Regions from separate parts of the Homo sapiens genome. Here region 2 is linked to region 1. A link is a loop called in an ENCODE intact Hi-C map of the cell type or tissue named here. Cell type or tissue: endothelial cell of umbilical vein. All regions are shown on one strand.

Region 1 (5,000 bases):
TGTAATGCCAGGTTGGTCTGTTCGCATAAACCACAATACATTTTTTTTAATGAATGATTATTCCCAAACTAAAACCAGAAAAGAAACTTCTCTTTTAAAATTAGTTATAAATTAAGAACTCTTAGGAGCTTGAATGTAAGAATTTTAAGTTGGGGCTGGGGTTATTGGTAGCATATATCCAGCAGTTGAACAAGTCCAATTTGTATATCGTTGGAGAATGATTTCCATTTTAAGCATCCTTATCCTCTTCTTGGGATGTTCCATTGATTTACTGCTCACTGGGATACATGTGCTCATTTAGACTTTGTCAGTTTGTCAAAGCAGAACTTTCCAAGTAATACATCTATTACCTAAATATATTCCATACGTCTATATTACGGAAACAATACATCTTTATATTTAAAATATCTGAATAGCTCTATAATACAATATGCTTTTAATAACAGTACAAACCAGAGAAAATAAATCAAACAAGGCTGCATAGGTGATATCATTTGCACATTTCACAAAGCAATCATGTACAATAACTGATATATACTCATTACTCCAGAAAGTCAGTATTCTTACAGGAAAAAAACTACCAGAGGCCACATAATGTTTGCTTTCCAGACAGACCAGATGCCTTTCCCTGGACTTCACTGTTCTCAGAGAGCTACCAAGGATTCATGACAGGATTTCAACACACAATGGGGGCTTGGGAGAGGTATAATTACCCAGACTCAGGAGGAAGATATATTTTCCTAAGAGCTACTCCATGAAGTAGTAAGATTTTAACAGTGATTTTGGCTGTAGTTGCCTCTTTAATGAACAAATGGGGGCTCTGAGGTTCCTTGTATTATGATGCAGTAATGGCACGGGAGGAAAGTGACAGTACGTAGTAATAGAAATTAGTACACAAGTACTTTGGCACCAAGTTCAGTTACATACCCGGGAGGCTGTGCTTAGAGGAACTTGGGTTTCTAAAACCAGCTATGTCTTGGACTGCCCCAAAATGAGGATGATAGAGTGGTGGCTGTTCAATGAATCTTCAAAAAAATGATCATCACAGTGGGAAGCTTACAATAGAGCTGGCTTACTGTAGGAAATCTTATCAGGAACACTTGTGTTCTTGTTAAACATTTAGGAAATACCAAGCCAATGAAGATGCAATTAACATACAAGACAAAGCAAGTGTGATGTGGGCTATATACAGAAAAATTAGATCCTTCTCAAGAACACAAGAGGAACAGTGCTGTGCACCTGTTCTCTTCATTGTGATGACTTTGGGCTTTCCACATGACTTGAAAATACTGATGGACTAAATAGGACACAAAGCCAATTAATTTGGTCTGTCAGTTACAGGTAATTGGAAAGTAATAAAACATAATGATAGGAATTACAGTTTAGGTTGCTACAGGCTAAAGAAATTTTCAAATTCTTAAGCCAAGGCTTTTAACATAATCTCAATGCACAACTTACAGCTGGTTTTCAAATAAATCTCCCCAATTTTTAAGTAAGTTCTATTCCATTTGCTACCCATCTGAACTTATGAACACAAATTCTACAAACCACTCAAGTCCCATTTTTAAATTCCCTCCTTCCACTTAAACTTCCACAGTGTGCTAAGTAATCTAATCTGCAGGGCAGAAGGGAGAATGAGATGAAGTATGAGTGTTGACATAATTCCTCAAGGCAGAACTACAAAACCAACCTCCACCTGGACTGAAACAAGAGCAAAGAATTATGAGGGGAAACTTTTGCTAAAGCTCAACTCAAAATGGTGAAGTGGATCAAAATCCCTCGTTTGACAAAGGACCATTGCTTTAGATGCAGATCTCCCTTTTCTGATCTACAAACATTATGAGGCCTCCCAGGACTACAGAGGTCTCTAGAGAAGACTTGATGCTATGCAGTACGCATAGTTCAGTAGAAGCAGATGAAATTTCTTTAAAATACATACATAAAAACATATTAAGTTATCCTAAATAAGAAACGCAAAGTGTCCATAACTATACATCACTTTCCTGCCCAACCAGGGCCTGAAACGTTGAATATGCAAGTACTAATTACAATGATTTAAGATTAGTCAGAAACATCACTAAGTAGCATCCCAAAGTGTACAAACCAGTTAAGCATGTATAAAATTAGTACTAATCCAGTTAGAATACAAAATGAAAATTATGAATGCTGCCCCAAATACCTGTGGTTCCACAAAATTTACAAGCTGACTATGTAACAAAGTAGACTCTAGTTTTAAGAAAACATTATTACAGTTCAATATCTATTCCAAAAATGTTCTTAAGTCCCAACAATAACATCAAAAATCATTTATCTGGAAATTAGAACCATTTAAATGTTTGTACAAATTTGCAAATAACAAAATAAACAAAAAAAAATAGAAAAGACCTGTACAAAGCTGGCATTTAATCTTTTTTTTTCCAAAAGTTTAACAAGTCCATTAATTTAGCAGATTGATAACAGGCTACTTGGTTCTCATGTGAATTCTGTGGCAACGTGAACAGGTCCAAGGCTGTTCAATGGAGATGCAGAATGGAGATTCAGTTCTTTGTGATCCGTCAGTTCCGCAGAAAACAGGTAGTACAAACAAAAGTTTAACTTATCAAGACATGAGGCCCATCACAGTATTACAAAAAGAGTATAAACTTTCCTTGGACCAATTGGATATTTAGAAAAACCAAAAACACACACAAATACAATCTGTATCTACTGCTTATATACAAAACTTGAAAGCACACCAGGATCTGAAAATCTTTTCTGCAATTATATGGTGTAGTGAGTTTGGCACTTCATTGTAATGAAATTTCCAATGGCACAGTCCTTATCTACAGCAGCACATAACCTGCACACATTGGGCAAACATCCTGTACAGGAAAAATGTCTTTGCTGCCAAGTCTGACGAAAGGAAAAAAGGAGGGTTTTTTTTTTTGTTTTTTTTTTTAACCAAGAAAACTAAAAGGGAGTTGGTGAAAGACATCTTTGGACTGCTTCTCTCAGTTCCTGCTGTCAGACAATCTGAAGTACTTTTAAGTGTAACCTAGGAAAAAACACATACATACGCACACACACATACACACACAATGAAAATATAGCCAAATTAAAATCAATTCAACTTAACATGTTAAGAGTGACAGACATACTTAGGGGCAAAAAGCTAGAGCTTTCTCAAACAGCTCTAAAATCATTCAATGGGGAAAATTCTACTTTACAAAAAACCCTTCAGCATTTGATTTATATCAAATGTATTCATTTATTGAAGAGCTACTAAAAAGATGCAGCCATCGAACTGTCAAAAAGAAATCTTTAAAGCAGTTAAAGGAAGCTTCCTTCTGTGTAAGCTCAGAAGGAAAACTGTAAGCTGCAAAAAGGACAGAGAATGAATGATAAAAGATCCCTCTCTGCAAGGGACAGTCAGTTGACATCAAAGATGTGCTAACCATGGCAAGTTACTGTGTTCCTCGCTTTTAAGTTCTATTTTTCAAAAGGTCTTTTGATATTGGGGTGAACTTACCTGCTCACTAACCCTCAGCCTGACACCCAGCTATGTGTCGTTGTCTTGACACTGTGTGGGAAGCTTTGGTTGGGCAACACATTGTCAAAGTTAAAATCCAATGTATCTCCATCCATGAGGTCATTCCGAATGATGGATTCCATGTCACAGTCTAAGCGCTCAATGAACATGCCATCCAAGTCACTTGGGAGCTTCTCCTGGTGGAGAAGGCCCATTCTGCCATAGCCATTGCAGCTGCTCACGGAGGAGTAGCCCCCCAGGGCACTCATCTGCATGGGGTGGGGCAGAGGCACTTGTACAGGTGTCTTCACTTGGGTCAGGCGGTTCATACCCGAGGTGTGGGGCATGGTGCTTACCGTGTGGGGCAGGGGACGCCCGTTAACTGCAGATGTCTGCTGAGCATGTCCAGGGTGGGTATGGGAGCTGGGATTCATCATTTTGTTATGAGATGCCTGGCTGCCATAGGTTGACATGACCGAATTAGGGCCCATCATGACGTTCTGGCCCAGAACCCGGCTGTTGGGCTGGGCTACCCCAGGATCAACTGGTGTCATAATGTCATTATGGGGAGGAGAGTCAGAAGTCAGCAACTCCTTCAAGAGTCCAGGCGCACAGTTATACTGACTCATACCTCCATAACTCGACTTATTGTCCTGAAGTGTTTGTATAGGCATCTGGGGCAAAGGGCTCATGCTGGATTGGCCATATGTATATTTTTGGTAGTTTGGGCTGGGTGAATTCAAACTGGTGTTTGGTGGCGCAAACGAGTAGCACGGCGTCTGCTGCATCATGGTGCCAGGTGAGGACTGGGTCGAAACAGTTAATGATGTTGGTGATGAGAGAAGGTTGAGATTATCCAAAAGATTTTCCATGTTTTCGGGATTGCTTATCTCAGACAGACTGGGTAAAGTAGAGGCCATCTTTGCGGCAGATGGCGGGTACACCATAGAATGCACATCCCCTTCTCCAAGATCATCCTGTTCGGTCATAATGGGTGAGAGTCTCCCACTAATAGTACTAGCATTTGAGCTAGTTCGAGGGCGAAATGTACTCCAGTTATCAAAGTCATCATTGCTGTGAGAGCCAGGGCTTGCAGGCCATTTGGAAAACTGTGATCCAGGGCTGTCCCCAGCACCCTCCTGGCCAGACTGGAGAGATGCTTTCTTCTTGGCAGCTCGGCTTCGGCTCTTAGCAAATTTACTGTTGTTGTCCATGGATGCAGCTCTTCTCCTAGGAGATTTCCCGCTCTTGCCACCCTCTGGATTGAGCATCCACCAAGAACTTTTTCCAGTTCCTTCATTCTGCACACGAATGAACTTGCTGTGTAGGGACAGATTATGACGAATTGAATTCTGTAAGGCAAAACATCTTATTAGAAGTACAATACTTCTCTGCTTGCAAAACTTCCTATTCTACATGTATTACATGGAAAACAAGTAAAAAATCTTAAGAGTGTGTGCTACAGATTTCCATCTGAACAGTCCTAATGGCT
Region 2 (5,000 bases), 54 kb before region 1:
AATGAAATCTTGTCATTGGCAGCAATGTGAATAAGCCTGGAGGACATAATTTTAAGTAAAATAAGTTAGGCACAGAAAAATAAATTCCATATTTAAAAAAAAAAAGATTGAGCTTAGAGAAGCAGAGAGTAGAGTTGTGGAGATTAGGGTGGGAATGGTAGTGGGGAAGGGAGGATAGGGAGAGGTTGGCTAATGGACACAAAGTTACAGCCAGATGGGAGGAATAAATTCTAGTGTTCTGTAGCACTGGGTAGGGTGAATACGGTTAACAATAATTTAGTGTTATTTTCAAAAGCTAGAAGAAAGGATTTTGAATGTTCACAACACAAAGAAATGATAAATGTTTGAGGTGATGGAAACGCTAACTATTCTGATTTGAGTATTGCACACCATATGTTGAAATATCACCTGTACCACAGAAATATGTACAATTATTATGTGTCAACTAAAAATAAAATGAAAAGAAAAAATATATTCTCCCAGGACCTGGCAGCAAATATCCCATTGAAAGAAAACCGGATTCCCAATTTTGCTTTTATAAAAATCTCTGATATTCATCTTCTCGAGCAATAATAGCATCTTTGTCTAGGGAAAAAACATCTGGTTTATTTATATGGTTTGACTTATATCTGGTAAGGAGAGGAGTAGCAGGTAGTCAGTGCTCATGAGTATCATGGAATCAGTACAGTGGAGCAATTAAGAGCTTAGACTTTAGAGTCTGAAACACTAGGGTCCCTTTCCCAGTTCAGCCACTCATGCACCATGTGGACACAGACTAGTTACTTATCCTCTTATTGCCAACACCTGACTCAGAGTGTTGGCAATGAAATGACTTCATGAAAGCCAAGTGCAGGATAAAGAACCTCGTGCATAGTGAGCATATAAAACATTATCATCATCATCATCATCAGCCATCAACAACCGCAAACTTCCAATCGCCTGCTACATTCAAAGACCTGCCCAAGGCACTGAGAGATGTTCACAGTTCTTTTTAGGAAGAATGTTTGAGAGATTTGAGAGGTATTTGTCAAGTATAACAATGGATTTAAAGATATCCAGGAAAAACTATCAGTATAATCACTTTTCTAAACTACAAGCAAATTGCATAACATAAGCATTATCTTTTAACTATACAAATAATGCAAACTAACTAGTTTAGAAAGCAAGGAGGCACAAGGAAGCATCCATTTGCCTGGACATTTGTTCGCTGGTTGCTCCTATGCTTAAGTTAGTTGTTTCTTAGGGGCTGGCCACAGTCCCATTGGATGAGAAGCTTACAACCATCATAGTCTTACTTCTGCTCCTTTAATTTCCAAGTTCCTAGGGGCAACACTATAGCTAAATATCAGGACTAGAGATGAATGCTCAACTACACACACACACACACACACACACACACACACACACCCTCCCCTCTATGACATCCCACGTCACCATCACCCTCAATGGCAACTTTCTATGGAATTTTATCCACTTCTCTGGTTCTTTGTTCTGGGATATCCTCCCTTTTTCACCAAACATGGAGTCATGTCAGCTACTCTTGTTTATTATCATACAGAATGGCTCATACCTCGTAATGTAGGAATGTTCTGTGCTATTGCTGCAAACCATTAAACTTTAAAGCATAGAATAGCTTTCATGTTTCTTCTTCTTTGGAAGAAGACAAAGCACTGACTTCACTGCCATTTGTTTCATAACTTACTCACATTACAGCCCTGAAAACATTCTACTGTTTTGGCCCAAATGGCTTCCTTGAGTGAAGAGCATAGGTTTCTACAGCAGAACCAGCAGGTTAGCTCTCAGGGTCAACCAATGCACACAATGGACTCTGGCTCCCAACAGCTAGTGCTTCAGTCCCCAGATTAAGGGCCATTACTGTAGATGAGCCATCCTTACCACCCATACAGCAATGGACCAATTTGGAAGGAGCCACTGGTCAGCTTTATACTTAGAAGACAGTTACAAGAGGAGCAACAGAGAGTAGTGACCTTACTGAATGCTCTTTGTACTTATACTCATCCAGGGACCTACGAGGCTGTGAGTAGCCGAAACTGATGTGCTGAAAAGTAGAGCGAAATGGAAATAGATCTGTTATGAGACAGAAGGTCTTATAGCCCAAAATTAACTTACTGCAAACATCCATCTTTGCTCCCAGTCCAAAAGTCATCCAACATAACTCAGCCAATGCCGACGTCCAGAGAATTAACGAGTAGCTGCTAGTTTCTGCTAGATCATTCTTTATCAGAACATAATTCTGTAAGCCCCCTGTTAAATTTTCAGAATCCTAAAGGGAGGGAGCCTATCTCCTCTATCTTTACATTCCAGTTCTTAGCACAAATGGCTGGTATAGAGCAAGCTCACCATAGATATTTGCAACATGAGTTGAGGAAAAGCAAACATCATCCTCCTGAGCTTAGTGTTCTCAGGAATCCCCAAGCTTTTGAAGAATGGAGGAATGACCTTCTAACTCCAGTCACATCATGACTAGAGATGAATGTTCAGCACACACAGGAACACACAGATACACACACACACACACACACACTCCCTCCATGACACCCCATTGTTTCCCTAAACCAGAGTCAAGTACTAGGATGCAGGCTTTCTGGAATGCACCTCCCTGGAATTCCCAGCCTATGTTGATTCTATGAGTAACCATCAGACACTGGCTACCACTATCTGTCATCAGATAATATCCTTTTCCTCCCACTAGCCAACTGGATTTTGAACCTGAAATACCCTTAGAAGGATATTTTCATTTTAGTTCGTAGTCTGGCTGCAGCCTCAGCCAGGCAGGCGGGCAGGATACAAGGGTCACCACACATTCCTGCTGGCTCTGGAAGGCAGAGCCATGGCCTGTCACCCTCAGGGCCTTGCCAGCCAAGATCCACCCATCTCAACAGCATTCTTCTTTCCAAGGGCCTCTCTCTCCAGCCAACTTCCTCTTCAACCTATTATTCTGAGGCACTTGGCTCTCCCTTGTTCCTGTGGGGTAGCCTAAGTGGGTGGCTACTTTTTACATGTCACAAAATTGCACTTGGTTTTCTACCATCTGGCCTTCTCCAATACACTGGCTATATGTTCTGGTTTGCTACTCTCTCTCCAGTGTGATTTACAAATTTCTTTCCCGAATGTGCTTTCCAGATACGAGGCTCCAGTGTGGAGAAACAGGTGTAGACTTCTTGTCAAAACTGCCAAAGGCTAACACCACTGACAGGCAAGTGTCTCCTCACTCCCCAGGGACTCCGCACCCTTGGAATGGAACAAGGAGGAAAGCTATAACTGGGTCCCCTAGAGCACAGACTCAGGACTGGGGCCCATTTCGCTGGGGTTCTGGGGTGACTAGATTCATACCTCTTCATTAATTTGATTGCCAAGAATTCAAGAGTGTATCCATTACTTCTTTTCAAAGATTTTATCTTCTTTATCTGTTACTGCTTTTATGATTGAATTTTTTGTTACAGATTACTTGTTAATATCTGAATATTTCTATGGATTTCCTATGGAAAGATATGAAAATAATTCTTTCTGCGGTGCATTTACAGTTTCGTAGGCTGCATTATCAAGTATATACTGGACAAGAGACAGCTTATATTTTGACAAGGCATTGATGACAGTTGAATCTTCAGCTTAAAATTTTACATATCTGATGATGGGAAGAATTTGTCACAGAATAGCTTCTGGCCCCTTCCATGTCAAACCTTGATCATCTTCTATTACCCACACACTTCTGGTGCCAGGTCCTTAAATGCCTGTTCACCTCAGCTCAGTCATGGAACTGGTTGAGTCAGCACAATCGGCATTAGAAGCATTTCTGTAAACTACTCACACGAGTGGCTACAAATAGTTAACTATACACAGAAGCAACTGTGAACCTCATAAATATATACCTCTAATCCAAACTAAATGTCTGCTTGACTCCGCTTCCCTTATTCTGATCCCAAAAATGCCTGCAGTCACCAATTCAAGAAGGGAGTATATTGGAGAGGAAATCGCACTAGAAAGAGACTGTGGTCTTAACCAATTATAGATCATTTATCTTACTTGTATAAATTTTACAAAAACCTATAAGCATGTGAACAGTTTACTGGACCCTCACATGGCTGTGAAGGTGAAGGAGCCTGAGCCGAGGCTTTGATTATCTTTATTGGAAATCCACTCTGTCAATCAGAACAGATGTAGCTGATGAGCAATCAGCTCCATTACCCGGCACCTACTGGCTGAACAAGCATCCCTGAATGTTGACTGCTAACGTTCATAAACATCTGTACGTGTTTATGACTAAACACTAGGTTCTCACTCTAACTTGTTTTAAGTTCTGTTTTGCCATCCTTTTCTTTCATTATATGTTATTGCAGCCTTGATCTGTACATTTAGGCATTTTTAAATATGTGGTATGTATTAAGGGGCTTTCTGGGATCACAGAATATATCTCTCTACAAAGGAGGGTGTAAGAATAGCTTGGATGAAAGGGCAAAATCCAAGCATCCCTGAATGTTGACTACTGACAGTCATAAGCATCTGTAGGTGTTTATGAATAAAGGTTAGGTTCTCACTCTAAGTCGTTTCAAGTTGTTTTGCCATTTTTTTTCTTTCATTAAACAGTTCCTTCTTGCCTTCCTTTAAATGCTCATTTGCTGTGGTCTCAACCTCTTGCATTTTTATGTTATTGAAGCCTTGATCTGTGCACAGTAGGTATTTTTAAATATGTGGTGTATACTAAGGGGCTTTATAAAGACAGGATTACAGAACATATCTATCTCCAAAGGAGGATGTAAGAATAGCTTGGATTAAAGGGCAAAACATGTAGATCAGGTAAAGGAAGGTATTAAGCAGTCAACTGATGAGCCAACCAACCAAGCCACCGAGAGTCCTAGGAAGCATTTCCTGCCCTCAGATCAGGTCAGGAGCCAGACATTGGTGTCTGTGTGTTGGTTTCTCCTCTACTGGAATGCACGTGTGTTGACAGCAGGACCTGCATCCTTCATCTCATGTGTCCA

What was found. A loop is a pair of places that touch in the nucleus more often than their neighbours do. Peaks named below come from ENCODE experiments on the same cell type or tissue, not always from the same donor. Only the 100,000 strongest peaks of a DNase experiment are listed, where the experiment ranks them.
Region 2: it touches region 1 in a loop (4-fold over the local background); 5 of 110 quality-filtered maps call a loop at or near these places.

The regions. Positions count from the first base shown.
Region 1 is chr13:40,556,001-40,561,000 of GRCh38, forward strand. It overlaps FOXO1 (forkhead box O1), which reads right to left. Exons shown (of 3, transcript NM_002015.4): 2 at 3,509-4,860; 3 at 1-3,034. The coding sequence ends at 3,523. Among named protein-coding and RNA genes, the nearest start is that of LINC00598, 77 kb to the left of the region's middle. In endothelial cell of umbilical vein, no CTCF peak of the experiment used is centred here; DNase peaks (open chromatin) are centred at 1,135 and 2,871; H3K27ac peaks cover 2,734 bases.
Region 2 is chr13:40,501,624-40,506,623 of GRCh38, forward strand. No RefSeq gene overlaps it. Among named protein-coding and RNA genes, the nearest start is that of LINC00598, 23 kb to the left of the region's middle. In endothelial cell of umbilical vein, no CTCF peak of the experiment used is centred here; a DNase peak (open chromatin) is centred at 2,668; H3K27ac peaks cover 3,588 bases.